Regions from separate parts of the Homo sapiens genome. Here region 2 is linked to region 1. The links are chromatin contacts, found by Hi-C or POLR2A ChIA-PET in ENCODE. All regions are on one chromosome and are shown on one strand. Each heading gives the region's core, a stretch centred on a gene start or an enhancer-like site at or near the end of the contact. The rest is flanking DNA. Distances are from core to core; before and after follow the strand shown. Region 1 holds the start of ZNF713 (zinc finger protein 713). Region 2 has its middle 89 kb from the start of SEPTIN14.

Region 1 (6,821 bases), core at 2,013-4,512:
TCACACACAGACCACTACTGACACACACAAACACACCCACCCTGCTGAGGGCAGATGCCCCAACACACTCACACACACGCATACAGAGTGGGCTCTGGGCACTTCCTCAGCCTTGGCCTCTCCAAACCCACAAAGGTTGTCTTTGCATCCTGTGTCCTCCAACCCAGGTTCTGGCCCAGGCAGGGCTCTTCAGGCCACTTTAGCCTGTCTCACCTCCAAAACCCAAATTCTGGCCTGAGTCATGTCCCACTAAGCTCAGGCAACTGGATTGGGCTGTATTCACAAAGTCAGTCTAGGAACTAAATTTCCAGATGGTAGTCTGTTTTGCTGAGTAAGATATTCATGGTTGCCAGAACTAAAACTTTTCCTCACAATAGATAGTGATGCCCTCCTTCTCCACCCTCCTCCCTAGCAATGAGCAGCAGCTCATCGAAAGAGAAGCTAAGGGGCCGGGCACGGTGGCTTACTCCTATAATCCCAGCACTTTAAGAGCCCAAGGCAGGAGGATCATTTGAGGCTAGGAGTTTGAGACCAGCCTGGGCAACATAGCAAGGCTCCATCTCTACAAAAAATTTAAAAATTAACCAGGTGTGGTGCATGCCTCCAGCTACTCAGGAAAATGAGGAGGGAGGATTGTTTGAGCCAAGGAAGTCAAGGCGGCAGTGAGCTATGATGACACCACTGCACTTCAGCCTGGGCGACAGAGGGAGAGCCTGTCTCAAAAAAAAACTGTCATTTTTTTCTGGGAGACTGAACAGTTTCTGGTCACACACCACATGAGTCCTAAGATGAGGTACAAGGGGAGCCAAGAACCGCCTTCCAACGTATCCCACAATGAGTCTCCCCCTCCATCTCACTTATCCTGGTGGATCTTTGGCAAGGAATAAGAGCAATGAACTTCAAGTTACTTGAGTGAGCAAAATCCCATGGAAGTTAAAATATAATTCATTTTGTCTTTCATTAAAAAGTATCATGTCAATTTGGGTATGTGTGTGTGTGCATGTGTGTGTGTGTGTGTGTGTGTGTGACTTTTTTGAAGATGGAGTTTTCTCTTGTTGCCCAGGCTAGAGTGCAGTAGCGCAATCTCGGCTCACTGCGACATCTGCCTCCTGGGTTCAAGCAACTCTTGTGCCTCAGCAGCCTCCTGAGTAGCTGGGATTACAGGCACCCACCACCATGCCAAGGTAATTTTTGTATTTTTAGTAGAGATGAGGTTTCACCATGTTGGCCAGGCTGGTCTTGAACTCCTGAGCTCAAGCAATTTGCCCACCTTAGCCTCCCAAAGTGCTAGGATTACAGGTGTGGGTCACCACACCTGGTCAGGCAAGAATATTTTTAAAGAAGTTAAGAAAACCCTAATTTAGTATTAGGTTGGTACAAAAGTAATTGTGGTTTTTGCCATTACTTTTAATGCCAAAAACTACAGTTGCTTTTACATCAACCTTATATAACCTTATCTTAGTTGGTTTGCAGAAATTTGCAGTGGCTATATTTTCCAAGCTCAATCTATAGTTCTGGTAGTTCTGGTAGCATTTTTGGACCTCTATGCAAATGCAAAGCACATTTCTATATTTCAATATCCCTGTAACTGTGCAGTTGAGGAGTTCTCACCTAACCTTCAATTGGAAGTGATTAATCTGCCATATAATGACATGCTAAAATGCAAATTTCAAGAGAATATAACAGAACTCTATTCTTCCAAGCAATGAATATGCTCAAGTTAAATCATATGTTCATGGACGGTATCAGTGTTTGGCAGTACGTATCTATCTTAAAAACATTTTCAAAGATGAAATATGTAAAATCTCATTATAACCGGTAGAAACAGATGTACACAATTTTGATGCTGAAGAACACTAACTCTGGGGCCTAGCACAGTGCTGATGCCTGTAATCCCAGCACCTTGGGGGGCCTGAGGAGTAAGAATCCCTTGAGCCCAGGAGTTCAAGACCAGCCTGGACAACATAGTGAGATCCCCATCTCTACAAAAAAGTTTTAAAAATTAGCAGGGCGCAGTGGCTCAGGGCTGCTGTAATCCTGGCTACTGGGGAGGCTGAGGCGGGAGGATGCTTGAGCCCAGGAGTTTGAAGCTGCACTGAGCCATGATGGCACCATTGCCCTCCAGCCTGGGTGACAGAACAAGGCCCTGTCTGAAAAACAAAACAAAATAAAACAAAAAAAACTAACTAACTCCGAACTCCAATTAAGCAAAATGTTACGCCTAAAAAAATTCCATTCTTTGGCCAGGCGCGATGGCTGAAGCCTGTAAACCCAGCACTTTGGGAGGCCGAGGCAGGGGGATCACGAGGTCAGGAGATCAAGACCATCCTGGCTAACACGGTGAAACCCCATCTCTACTAAAAATAAAAATAAAAAAAAAATTAGCTGGGCGTGGTGGTGGCCGCCTGTAGTCCCAGCTACTTGGGAGGCTGAGGCAGGAGAATGGCATGAACCCGGGAGGCGGAGCTTGCAGTAAGCGGAGATCTCACCACTGCACTCCAGCCTGGGCCACAGAGCAAGACTCCGTCTCAAAAAATAAATAAATAAATAAATAAAATAAAATTCCATTCTTCGCATCAGTAGCATATACTATATAATGATATAATGATATCATTATTGTATTTTTTTTTGAGATGGAGTCTTACTCTGCTGCCCAGGCTGGAGTGCAATGATGTGATCTCTGCTCACTGCAACCTCCCCGTCCCGAATTTAAGCGATTCTCCTGCCTCAGCCTCCGGAATAGCTGGGATTACAGGCGCCCGTCACCACGCCCAGCTAATATTTGTACGTTTATTAGAGACGGGGGTTTCACCATATTGGCCAGGCTGGTCTCGAACTCCTGACCTCAGGTGATCCACCAGCCTCAAGCTCCCAAAGTGCTGGGATTACACGCGTGAGCCACCGCGCCCGGCCAATAACATCATCATCATTATATTTTGAGTTTCATCAATATGAAATTGATGGGAAGGAGGGGTGATTCCAGGACTGAAAGGAAGGCTTGTGTCGTCACCATGGAGATGGACAGTCCAACGCTTCTAATTGGCAGGGACGAAGGGACGGGTCCTCGGCCCGTCCCCCTCGTTCCTCTAGGACCGGAAAATTCTGGGAAGGCTCGAGGCCGCGGTCCCCGGGGTCCGCATAGTCCCGATGAAAAACAGACCCGGGAAAGCTGGTGGGAGTCAGGAGCCCCGGCGATGAGGATTGCGATGAAGGAAGCAGGCTCGGAGCGCCGCCAGCGCATGCGTATTGGGGATCTGAGGCCAGCGTCTTGCGCCGCCATTGCGGGGAGGCTGTCCTCAGAGCAGGTCTGGCGCGCCGGTGGCTGGACCGGCCCCAGGAGCCCAGTCACCGGGCGTCATTGGCTCAGGCTGCGGGGCCCTCGGCACCTTCTCCCTCCCGGGTCCACCGCGGCGGCGGCGGCGGCGGCGGCGGCGGCGGCGGCGGCGTCAGGGGGCGGAGCCTGCCGAAGCGCCCTTTGTCTGCGGAGGTGAGTGCGCGCCGGGAGGAGGCGGAGGCGGGAGGCGGAGGCGGGGGGCGGAGGCGGGGGGCGGAGGCGGGGGGCGGAGGCGGGGGGCGGAGGCGGGGGGCGGAGGCGGGGGGCGGAGGCGGGGGGCGGCGGGCGGCGGGCGGCGGGCGGCGGGCGGCGGGCGGCGGCGGCGGCGGGCGGCGGGCGGCGGCGGCGGCGGCGGCGGCGGGCGGCGGCGGCGGCGGGAGGCGGCAGGTGGCGGGAGGGGCGGCCGCTGTCCCCGCTGTCCCCATTCCTGTCACCCGCCCCGTGTCCCTTTCAGATTTTTGGTCTTTTATAGGAAGGTCTTACCCGTTCCAATATTATAAACACATTGTCTTCTACTATCTGGGAATGACTCTGAGGCTGAAGAAAAACTTGCAGTTTATTTTTGGGCAAGCGTCCATAGGTGTCATTTTGGGGGAAAGTTTTTCCTCATCTCAGGATTATGCAAACGTTCGGCTTTATTTTCTTATAATACGTTTAAAGAATTTTTAAAATATTTTCTTTTTCTCCTTTTTATCTGTATTTCATTGAGTATGATATTTGTGGTAAGGGGTTAGGTAGAGATTACCTTTTTCTCTCATTGCCTTGCTGTTATCCGTTGAGTCACTTTTCCACGGAATTGCAGTGACACTTTTATTACATTTTGCAGGCGTGTGTATGCTCAGATGTGTTTCTGTTTATTTATGTTTTTGTTTTGAGACAGGATCTCACTTTATCACCCAGGCTGCAGTGCAGTGGCACCATCATGGCACACTGCAGCCTCAAACGCCTGGGCTCAAGAGCTCCTCCTTCCTCAGCCTCCTCAGTAGCTGGGACCACAGGTGTGCACCACCACGTGCGGCTTTTTGTTGTTGTTGTTGTTGTTAGCGACCAGGTCTCACCATGTTTCCCAGGCTGGTCTCTGAGCGCAAGTGATCCTCCCGCCTTGGCCTCTCAAAGTGCTGGGATTACAGGCATGAGCCACGGCGTTCGGCCAGCTGTTTCTAGATTCTGTCACTGCCCTGACAGTTTCTGCACTGAATACATATACGTACATACATACATAGATTTTTTTCATTTAAAATGTTTAGGCCGGTTGCGGTCCTGTAATCGCAGCACTTTGGGAGGCAGAGGCAGGAGGATCACTTGAGCTCATGAGTTCGAGACCAGCCTGGGAAACATGGCAAGACCCTGTTGCTACAAAAAAAACTAGAAAAATTAACCGGACTTGGTGGTGTGTGCCTGTAGTCCCCAGCCACTCAGGAGGCTGAGGTGGGAAGATGGCTTTGGCCCAGGAGATGAAGGTTGCAGTGAGCCAGTCACTGCACTCCAGCCTGGGCGACAGAATCAGACCTTGTCTCAAAAAATAAAATAAATGTTTTAAGCAAATCCCCCTTAATTGTGTCCTTTCATATAATGATTTTTTTTTTTTTTTGAGATGGAGTTTCGCTCCTGTTGCCCAGGCTGGAGTGCAATGGTGTGATCTCCGCTCACCGCAACCTCTGCCTCCTGGGTTCAAATGATTCTCCTGTCTCAGCTTCCCGATTAGCTGGGATTACAGGCACATGCCACCACACCTGGCTCATTTTTGTATTTTTAGTAGAGACGGAGTTTCATCATATTGGTCAGGCTGATCTCAAACTCCTGACCTCAGGTGATCCGCCCACCTCGGCCTCCCAAGTGCTGGGATTACAGGCGTGAGCCACTGCGCCCGGCCTGATCTATTTCTTTTAACTTAAATTGTGAGGCATTTAAAAGATACAGAAAAGTTTAAAAAAAAATAATTTTTTAAAAGGCAGGTTGGAACACTTAGTAGGTTGTAGCAATTAGTACGTTCTAAATAGATAGTTATTCGGTGATGAATGTTGGTGGAAAGTCACTCTGTTGCTGAAAACTTGCGGCTCCCTGCCGCCATCAGGAAAATGTTCTAGTTCCTTAGTGATGCCCTCAAAGCCCTTTATGATCTTGATATTGCATCTGGCTTTGTCTTACACCCATGCACTTTTTTTTTACCCCCAAAAAAGCAGTTTAATTTGAGTGCAGATTTGTATGTGAATTTCATTAGAAAAGAGGACTATATAAATCTTATGAGTTATAGTTCTTGTAACACGTTGGTGTCATTTTCAACTGATTGGAAATGTCAGCTGTGAAGACCATGCTTTTAATTTTACCTTAGAGTATGCATCTTTGGTGACTGTCATAGCCTGCTCAGTCTGCTGTACAATACTGCAGACTGAGTGCAAACAACAGAAATGTGGTATCTCACAGTTCTAGAGGTGGGAAGTTCAAAATCAAAGTGCCTGCCCTGTTGGTTTCCAGTGAACCTCTCTTCCTGGCTTGCAGAAGGGACTGGCATCTCTCTGTGTCCTCTTCTGCTGGCCTTTGCACTGGGTGCATGCATTCCTGTGCCTCTTCTTCTTATGAGGACACTACTGCTATTGGATTAAGACCCCACCTTTATGACCTCATTTAACTTTAATTACAGGCCCGGCGCAGTGGCTCATGCCTGTAATCCCAGCACTTTGGAAGGCCGAGGCAGGTGGATCACCTGAGGTCAGGAGTTCAAGACCAACTTGGCCAACATGGTGAAACCCCATCTCTAGTAAAAATACAAAAATTAGCCGGGTGTGGTGGTGGGTGCCTGTAATCCCAGCAACTTGGGAAGCTGAGGCAGGAGAATTGCTTGAACCCGGGAGGCAGAGGTTTCAGTGAGCCGAGATCACGCCATTGCACTCCAGTCTGGGCAAGAGAGCGAGACTCTGTCTCCAAAAAAAAAAAAAAAAAATGACAACCTTTAAGGCCCTATTTCCAAATAAAGTCACATTGCGGGTTAGGACTTCAACATACTAATTTGTGGGTGTGGAATATAATTTAGTCCATAACAGTTACAACATCAAAATGAGTTGAAAATTCTAATCTGCTGTAAGATTAAAACTGCCTCAATTAAATCATTATTACAAGAAAAAATGTATCCCTTAAGAGAATTCTAAATAAAGATATAAGAAGAATTATCCTGGTATCACAGATACACAGGAGAATCAAATATTAAGGAGAGGCTGGACGTGGTGGCTTATGCCTGTAATCCCAGCACTTTGGGAGGCCGAGGTGGATGGATCATCTGAGGTCAGGAGTTTGAGACCAGCCTGGGCAACATGGTGAAACCCCATCTCCTAAAAATACAAATATTAGCTGGGCGTGGTGGCACGTGCCTGAGGTAGGAGAATTGTGCTTGAACCCAGGAGGTGGAGGTTGCAGTGAGCCTGGATTGTGCCACGGCACTCTAGCCTGGACGACAGAGTGAGACTCTGTCTCAAAAAAAAAAAAAAGAAAA
Region 2 (6,821 bases), core at 2,819-5,318, 110 kb before region 1:
AACGTGCTGGGATTAGAGGAATAAGCTACTGCGCATGGCCTATAAACAATTTTAACTATGAAAAAGTAGAGTGTTTCAATCAATCACATGAATCAATCAATCAAAAAAAAAAAAAAGGTGTAGATTGGGGGCAGTGGCTCACACCTGTAATCCCAGCACTTTGGGAGGCCGAGGTGGGCAGATCACCTGAGCTCAGGAGTTCAGACCAGTCTAGTCAACATAGCGAAACCCCATCTCTACAAAAAACTACAAGAATTAGCTGGGTACGGTGGCATATGCCTGTAGTCCCAGCTACTTGGGAGGCTGAGGTGGGAGGATGGCTTGAGACTAGGAGGTGGAGGTTGCAGTGAGCCGAGATTGCACCACTGCACTCCAGCCTGGGTGACAGAGCCAGACCCTGTCTCAAAAAAAAAAAAAAAAAAACGTAGAGCACTACCAACAGTTCTCCCTCATCCCAGAATAGAAAATCCCCCACCATTTCTTATGCACACACTGCGACTCTTGGCCTCCCAGGCAGGGCGGTGCCTGTTCTGGACCAGATCCCAGGTCCAAGGGGATTTCCTCTACACCGCAGACTTCTCTTTGATCTTCCCTTCTTTGAAATTACAGGGCAGGGATGCGATTTCCATCCAGGTAGTTTTGTTTGTTTGTTTGTTTGTTTGTTTGTTTGTTTGATGCGGTTTCGCTCTGTTGCCCAGGCTGGAGTGCAGTGACGCGATCTATACTCACTGCAACCTCCACCTCCCAGGTTCAAGCGATTCTCCTGCCTCAGCCTCCCGAGTAGCTGGGACTACAAGTGCATGCCACTGCACTCGGCTAATTTTTTTTGTATTTTTAGTAGAGACAGGGTTTCACCACGTTAGCCAGGATGGTCTCGATCTCCTAACCTCGTGATCTGCCCGCCTCGGCCTCCCAAAGTGCTGGAATTACAGGCATCAGCCACCATGCCCAGCCTAATTTTTGTATTTTTAGTAGATACAGGGTTTCACCATGTTGCCCAGGCTAGTCTTGAACTCCTGCGCTCAGGTGATTTGCCCACCTCGGCCTCCCAAAGTACTGGGATTACAGGCATGAGCCAACATGCCTGGCCTGCCATATAGTTTATTTCTTATTTATTTTATTTTTTGAGACAGAGTCTCACTCTCTCACCCAGGCTGGAGTGCAGTGGCATAATCACTGTTCACTGCAACCTCCGCCTCCCGGTACAAGCAGTTCTGCTGCCTCAGCCTCCTGAGTAGCTGGGATTACAGGCACCTGCCACCACGCCCAGCTATTTTTTGTATTTTTAGTAGAGACAGGGTTTCACCATGTTGGCCAGGCTGGTCTCGATCTCTTGACCTCAGATGATCCTCCCGCCTCAGCCTCCCAAAGTACTGGGAATACAGGTGTGAGCCACCATGCTCAGCTCCTGCCATCTAGTTTAGAACTCAAACATTTACCTACTGATGTGATTTTTATTTTTGTAGGCATTTGTCTTGGTTATAAGAGGGCAGGGACCACATCTTACTCTCCAGAAGCCCTGACATTGTCCAGCTGAATGGGTCCCCAGCAGTGGTGCATGTACTGATGCAGGAGAGTGCAGTGAGGGATAGGAGGAAGCCAGGAGGCGAAGACGGGAGGATGTAAGGAGGAAGGTGCTGTGTACTCAGCAAAGGCACCCTGGGGGAGGCCAGGCTTACCTCTCTTTGCAGGAATAGTTTATGTTTGAAACACCTGGCTGGGTGCGGTGGCTCACACCTGTAATCCCAGCACTTTGGGAGCCCGAGGTGGGCGAATCACCTGAGGTCAGGAGTTTGAGACCAGCCTGGCCAACATGGTGAAACCCCATCTCTACTAAAAATACAAAAATTGGCCGGGCGCGGTGGCTCACGCCTGTAATCCCAGCACTTTGGGAGGCCGAGGCGGGTGGATCATGAGGTCAGGAGATCGAGACCATCCTGGCTAACAAGGTGAAACCCCATCTCTACTAAAAATACAAAAAATTAGCCGGGCGCGGTGGCGGGCGCCTGTAGTCCCAGCTACTGGGGAGGCTGAGGCAGGAGAATGGCGTGAACCCGGGAAGCGGAGCTTGCAGTGAGCCGAGATTGCGCCACTGCAGTCCGCAGTCCGGCCTGGGCGACAGAGCGAGACTCCGTCTCAAAAAAATAAAAAAAATAAAAATAAAAATAAAAAAAATAAAAATACAAAAATTAGCCAGGTGTGGTGGCAGGCACCTGTAATCCCAGCTACTCGGGAGGCTGAGGCAGGAGAATCATTTGAACCCAGGAGGCGGAGGTTGCAGTGGGCAGAGATCACGCCATTGCACTGCAGCCTGGGCAACAGAGTGAGACTCCGTCTCAAAAAAAAAAAAAAAAAAAGTTTGAAACACTTACTGCTCTCTATTGCTCCTGCAACCTTTGTTTTCTGATTTTCTAAAAATCATTTCTCCTCCGGGTGCTGTGGCTCATACCTATAATCCCAGCACCTTGGGAGGCCGAAGTGGGCAAATCACCAGAGGTCAGGAGTTCAAGACCAGCCTGGCCCAATATAGTGAAACCCCATCTCTACTAAAAACACAAAAATTAGCCAGGCGTGGTGGCAGGTGCCTGTAATCCCAGCTACTTGGGAGGCTGAGGCAGGAGAACCACTTGAACCCGGGAGGCGGAGGTTGCAGAGAGCAGAGATCACACCACTGCGCTCCAGCCTGGGCAACAGAGCCTCCAAAAAAATAAATAAAAATAAAAATCATTTATCTCTCTTTTCTTACTTCTTAGGATGCTTTCATTGGATTTGGAGGAAATGTGATCAGGCAACAAGTCAAGGATAACGCCAAATGGTATATCACTGATTTTGTAGAGCTGCTGGGAGAACCGGAAGAATAACATCCATTGTCATACAGCTCCAAACAACTTCAGATGAATTTTTACAAGTTACACAGATTGATACTGTTTGCTTACAATTGCCTATTACAACTTGCTATAGAAAGTTGGTACAGATGATCTGCACTGTCAAGTAAACTACAGTTAGGAATCCTCAAAGATTGGTTTGTTTGTTTTTAACTGTAGTTCCAGTATTATATGATCACTATCGATTTCCTGGAGAGTTTTGTAATCTGAATTCTTTATGTATATTCCTAGCTATATTTCATACAAAGTGTTTTAAGAGTGGAGAGTCAATTAAACACCTTTACTCTTAGGAATATAGATTCGGCAGCCTTCAGTGAATATTGGTTTTTTTCCCTTTGGTATGTCAATAAAAGTTTATCCATGTGTCAGAACAGATTTGTGGAATTTGCAGTTCTGCCTCTTGGATATTGGAATATCCAATATTTCAGGTACTGTGTTGAAGCATAAACATCCCCCAGGCAAGAAACAGGCTTAAGACTTTGCTTAGTGCTGGGCACAATGTCCTCACCCCATGAGCCCACTCCCACTTCCTAAAGCCCTGGGACCTGGAAAGTCCTTTTTTTACCTCTTGGGATTTGTCATATATGAAATGTTACAGAGATTGGTTTTTTTTTTTCGCCTCCAATATAACAATAGAGTCTTAAACAAAAGTACTGATTGAAAAATGGATATTCGGGCTCACGCCTGTAATCTCAGCACTCTGGGAGGACAAGGTAAGAGGATCAACTTGAGGCCTGGAGTTTGAGACCAGCCTGGGCAACACAGCAAGACCCTGTCTCTACAAAAAATAAAAACATTAGCTGGATGTGGTGGCACCCACCTGTAGTCCCAGCTACTTGGTGGGCTGAGATGGGAGGATCCCTTGAACTCAGGAGTTCAAGGCTGCAGTGAGCTGTGACTCCACCATTGTAATCCAGCCTGGGTGACAGAGTGAGACCCTGTCTCTTAAAAAGAAAAAAGGATATTTGAAAATCACATAAAGTAAAAGAAATAAAAACAAGTTTAATCACAAAGGCCAGCATTTTCCCCTAAATGAATTAAATATTAATAACTCCTAACAGCCTATATAAACACATTTCTTTTTTATAAATGACGTGGAAATACTTGAAAGCCAGGTTTGTGTTTGTTTTGAGCAGAGCCAAGCAAGGGAAATTTCAGAACACGCTTTGAACGTGTGAGATTCTATACCCTCCCTGGAGGTATGGGGGAGGGGAAAGCCACGGGGTTAGGAAGTGGATACTGTTGGATAATTCAGTAGAAAAAGCCATAAGGTTTTTAATATTGAGAATTAGTTGAAAAACTTACTTAACCAAATTTGGCTATATAATTAAATAAATAATTATTCAGCCACATAAGCAAATCAAATTAATCAAATTTCCTTCCAAATCAGTTTCTGAAGGAGAGACATGAAATAGGTTTGGCACCATTTAAATGAGATTCCAAACAATGAGGCCGTTGTTCCCAACTGTGAATGCCTCCTGGTCGCTCTCCTAGAAACCGTTTTGTGGTGTTTGCACTTTTCAGTAGTGCCAAGCTCTGGGCAGGACCAGGCATGCCAGGACCTTGAAAAGTGCTGCAAACGGCATCAGCCTCTATGCTGCCCGGTGTGCATGGCAGGAGCAGGCCATTGGTGGGCGGGTGGGAGGACCGATCCCCCACTGGTTTTCACTGTCTGACCGTCACAGCTGCTACTGCCCCACTAGTTCTTGCCCGCGGCACAGATAGAGCCCATTTCTCAAGATGGGAATTGCAATAGAGAGCTTAATTCGTGCAGAACCGGCCAAACAGGAGGCCGGAGCTTTATTCTTACATCAATCTCCCCAAAAATTCGGAGGCTAGACTTCTTCAAGGATACTTTGGCAGGCCAGGGGATTCGCTTCTGGGTGGAGCCACAGAATTGGCCATGGGGTGGGGTCGGGTGGGGGCGGGGGCGGGGTTAGTTAGGTCCGGGTGGAGCCACTGATGGTCAGAAACACAAAAACCTGAGCCAGGCACGGTGGCTCACGCCTGTAATCCCAGCATTTGGGAGGCCAAGATGGGCAGATCACTTGAAGTCAGGAGTTGGAGACCCACCTGGCCAACATGATGAAACCCCATCTCTACTAAAAATACAAAATGTGGTGGGGCACGCCTGTCATCCCAGCTACTCGGGTGGCTGAGGCAGGAGAATTGCTTGAATCCAGGAGGCAGAGGTTGCAGTGAGCAGAGATTGTGCCACTGCACTCCAGCCTGGGTGACAGAGTGAAACTGCCTCAAAACAAAACAAAAAAAGAAAAGAAAAAAGAAATGCAAAAACCTGAAAAGACATCTCAAAAGGCCAATCTTAGGTTCTACAGTCGTGATGTAACCTGCAGGAGTAACGGGGATTTACAAATCTTGTGCCTGCCCTCTAGAATAATAACTAGAAACGGTGTTTATGTGTACACCTTGGCGGAATTTAGGCTTCTCTCATCCTCCTAGCCTGGTGGTCTCTCACTAGCTTTATGAAGGTGGTTGAGTTTTGGGGAAGGGCTATTATTATTTTATTTATTTATTTATTTATTTATTTATTTATTTATTGAGATGGAGTCTGGCTCTGTCACCCAGGCTGGAGTGCAGTGGCACGATCTTGGCTCACTGCAACCGCCACTTCCCGGGTTCAAGTGATTCTCCTGCCTCAGCCTCCTGAGTAGCTAGGATTACAGGCGCACGCCACCACGCCCAGCTATTTCTTTTTTTTTTTTTTTTTTTGTATTTTTAGTAGAGATGGGGTTTCACCATGTTAGTCAGGCTGGTCTCAAACTCCTGACCTTGTGATCCTCAAGCCTCAGCCTCCCAAAGTGCTGGGATTACAGGTGCCCGCTGCCACGCCTGGCTAATTTTTGTATTTTTTGTAGAGACTGGGTTTCACTATGTTGCCCAGGCTGGTCTCGAACTCCTGACCTCAGGTGATCCTCCTGCCTCGTCCTCCCAAAGTGCTGAGATTACAGGTGTGAGCCACAGTGCGTGGCCAGCTCACTCACTCTTGACACTGTTTCCACTTCTACTCCCCGACCCCCCAGTTCCTCAGTGTGGTGGATCCAGAAGTCTGCTTTACACAACTGCTCCCTGTGGCCACCTTCCCATGGGACAGTTCCATGCAGCCTGTTCAGCTGGCCCCGCTGACCCTCACACCCCACACAGACTACGCAGATATGCTGCAGTGCATTCAGTCACTGCAAGACCTCCTGGAACGCGTGACTGCTTGCTTTATATTTTGTTTGTTTTTTTGAGACAGGGTCTCACTCTGTTGCCCAGGCTGGGGTGCAGTGGTGCAATCTCAGCATACTACAACCTCCATCTCCCAGGCTCAAGCGATTCTCCTGCCTCAGCCTCCTAAGTAGCTGGGACTACAGGCGCCCACGACCACGCCCAGCTAATTTTTGTATTTTTAGTGGAGACGGGTTTCACCATGCTGGCCAGGCTGGTTTCAAGCTCCTGACCTCAGGTGATCCACCCACCTCAGCCTCCCAAAGTGCTGGAATTGCGGGCATGAGCCACAACGGGCATGTGTCACAACAGGCTGGCTAATTTTTGTATTTTTAGTAGACACAAGGTTTTGCCATATTATCAGGCTGGTCTCGAACTCCCGACCTCAGTTGATCCACCCACGTTGGCCTCCTAAAGTGCTGGGATTTCAGGTGTTAGCCACCTGTAAAAAGTTGAATTTTTTTTTTTTTTTTTTTTGAGAGGGAGTCTCACTCTGTCACCCAGGCTGGAGTGCAGTGCAGCAGTGCAGTGGCGCAATCTTGGCTCACTGCAACCTCCACTCCCGGGATTCAAGTGATTCTCCTGACTCAGCCTCCCGAGTAGCTGGGATTACAGGCACCTGCCACCGCACCCGGCCAGTTTAACTTTTTAATAAATAAAACTGAAAAAATGTTTGATCTATTTAGGGGGTACAGGTACAGGATTTCT

The links. Hi-C counts contacts between places; a loop is a spot of excess contacts on that map. ChIA-PET counts read pairs that join two places held with the same protein, here RNA polymerase II (POLR2A). Pooled maps may share reads with other maps.
Region 2: a map of posterior cingulate gyrus shows a loop between it and region 1 (3-fold over the local background). The contact joins the enhancer-like site here to the promoter of ZNF713 in region 1. A Hi-C loop is called at or near these places in 5 of 168 maps with a recorded cell type or tissue (CD4-positive, alpha-beta T cell, MCF 10A, dorsolateral prefrontal cortex and 2 more) and 4 of 50 pooled maps. POLR2A ChIA-PET finds 5 or more read pairs at or near these places in 2 of 52 experiments (HCT116 and MCF 10A).

What each region holds. Positions count from the first base shown.
Region 1 is chr7:55,884,194-55,891,014 of GRCh38, forward strand. It overlaps ZNF713 (zinc finger protein 713), which reads left to right and starts at 3,263. Exons shown (of 7, transcript NM_182633.3): 1 at 3,263-3,487. RefSeq lists an enhancer at 2,954-3,293 and a silencer at 3,414-3,463.
Region 2 is chr7:55,770,428-55,777,248 of GRCh38, forward strand. It overlaps the pseudogene PSPHP1. Among named protein-coding and RNA genes, the nearest start is that of SEPTIN14, 89 kb to the right of the region's middle. RefSeq lists an enhancer at 4,531-5,030. Within about 2 kb of position 4,069, at least 4 of the 41 ENCODE cell types and tissues checked have a DNase peak (open chromatin) inside an H3K27ac peak, as active enhancers do.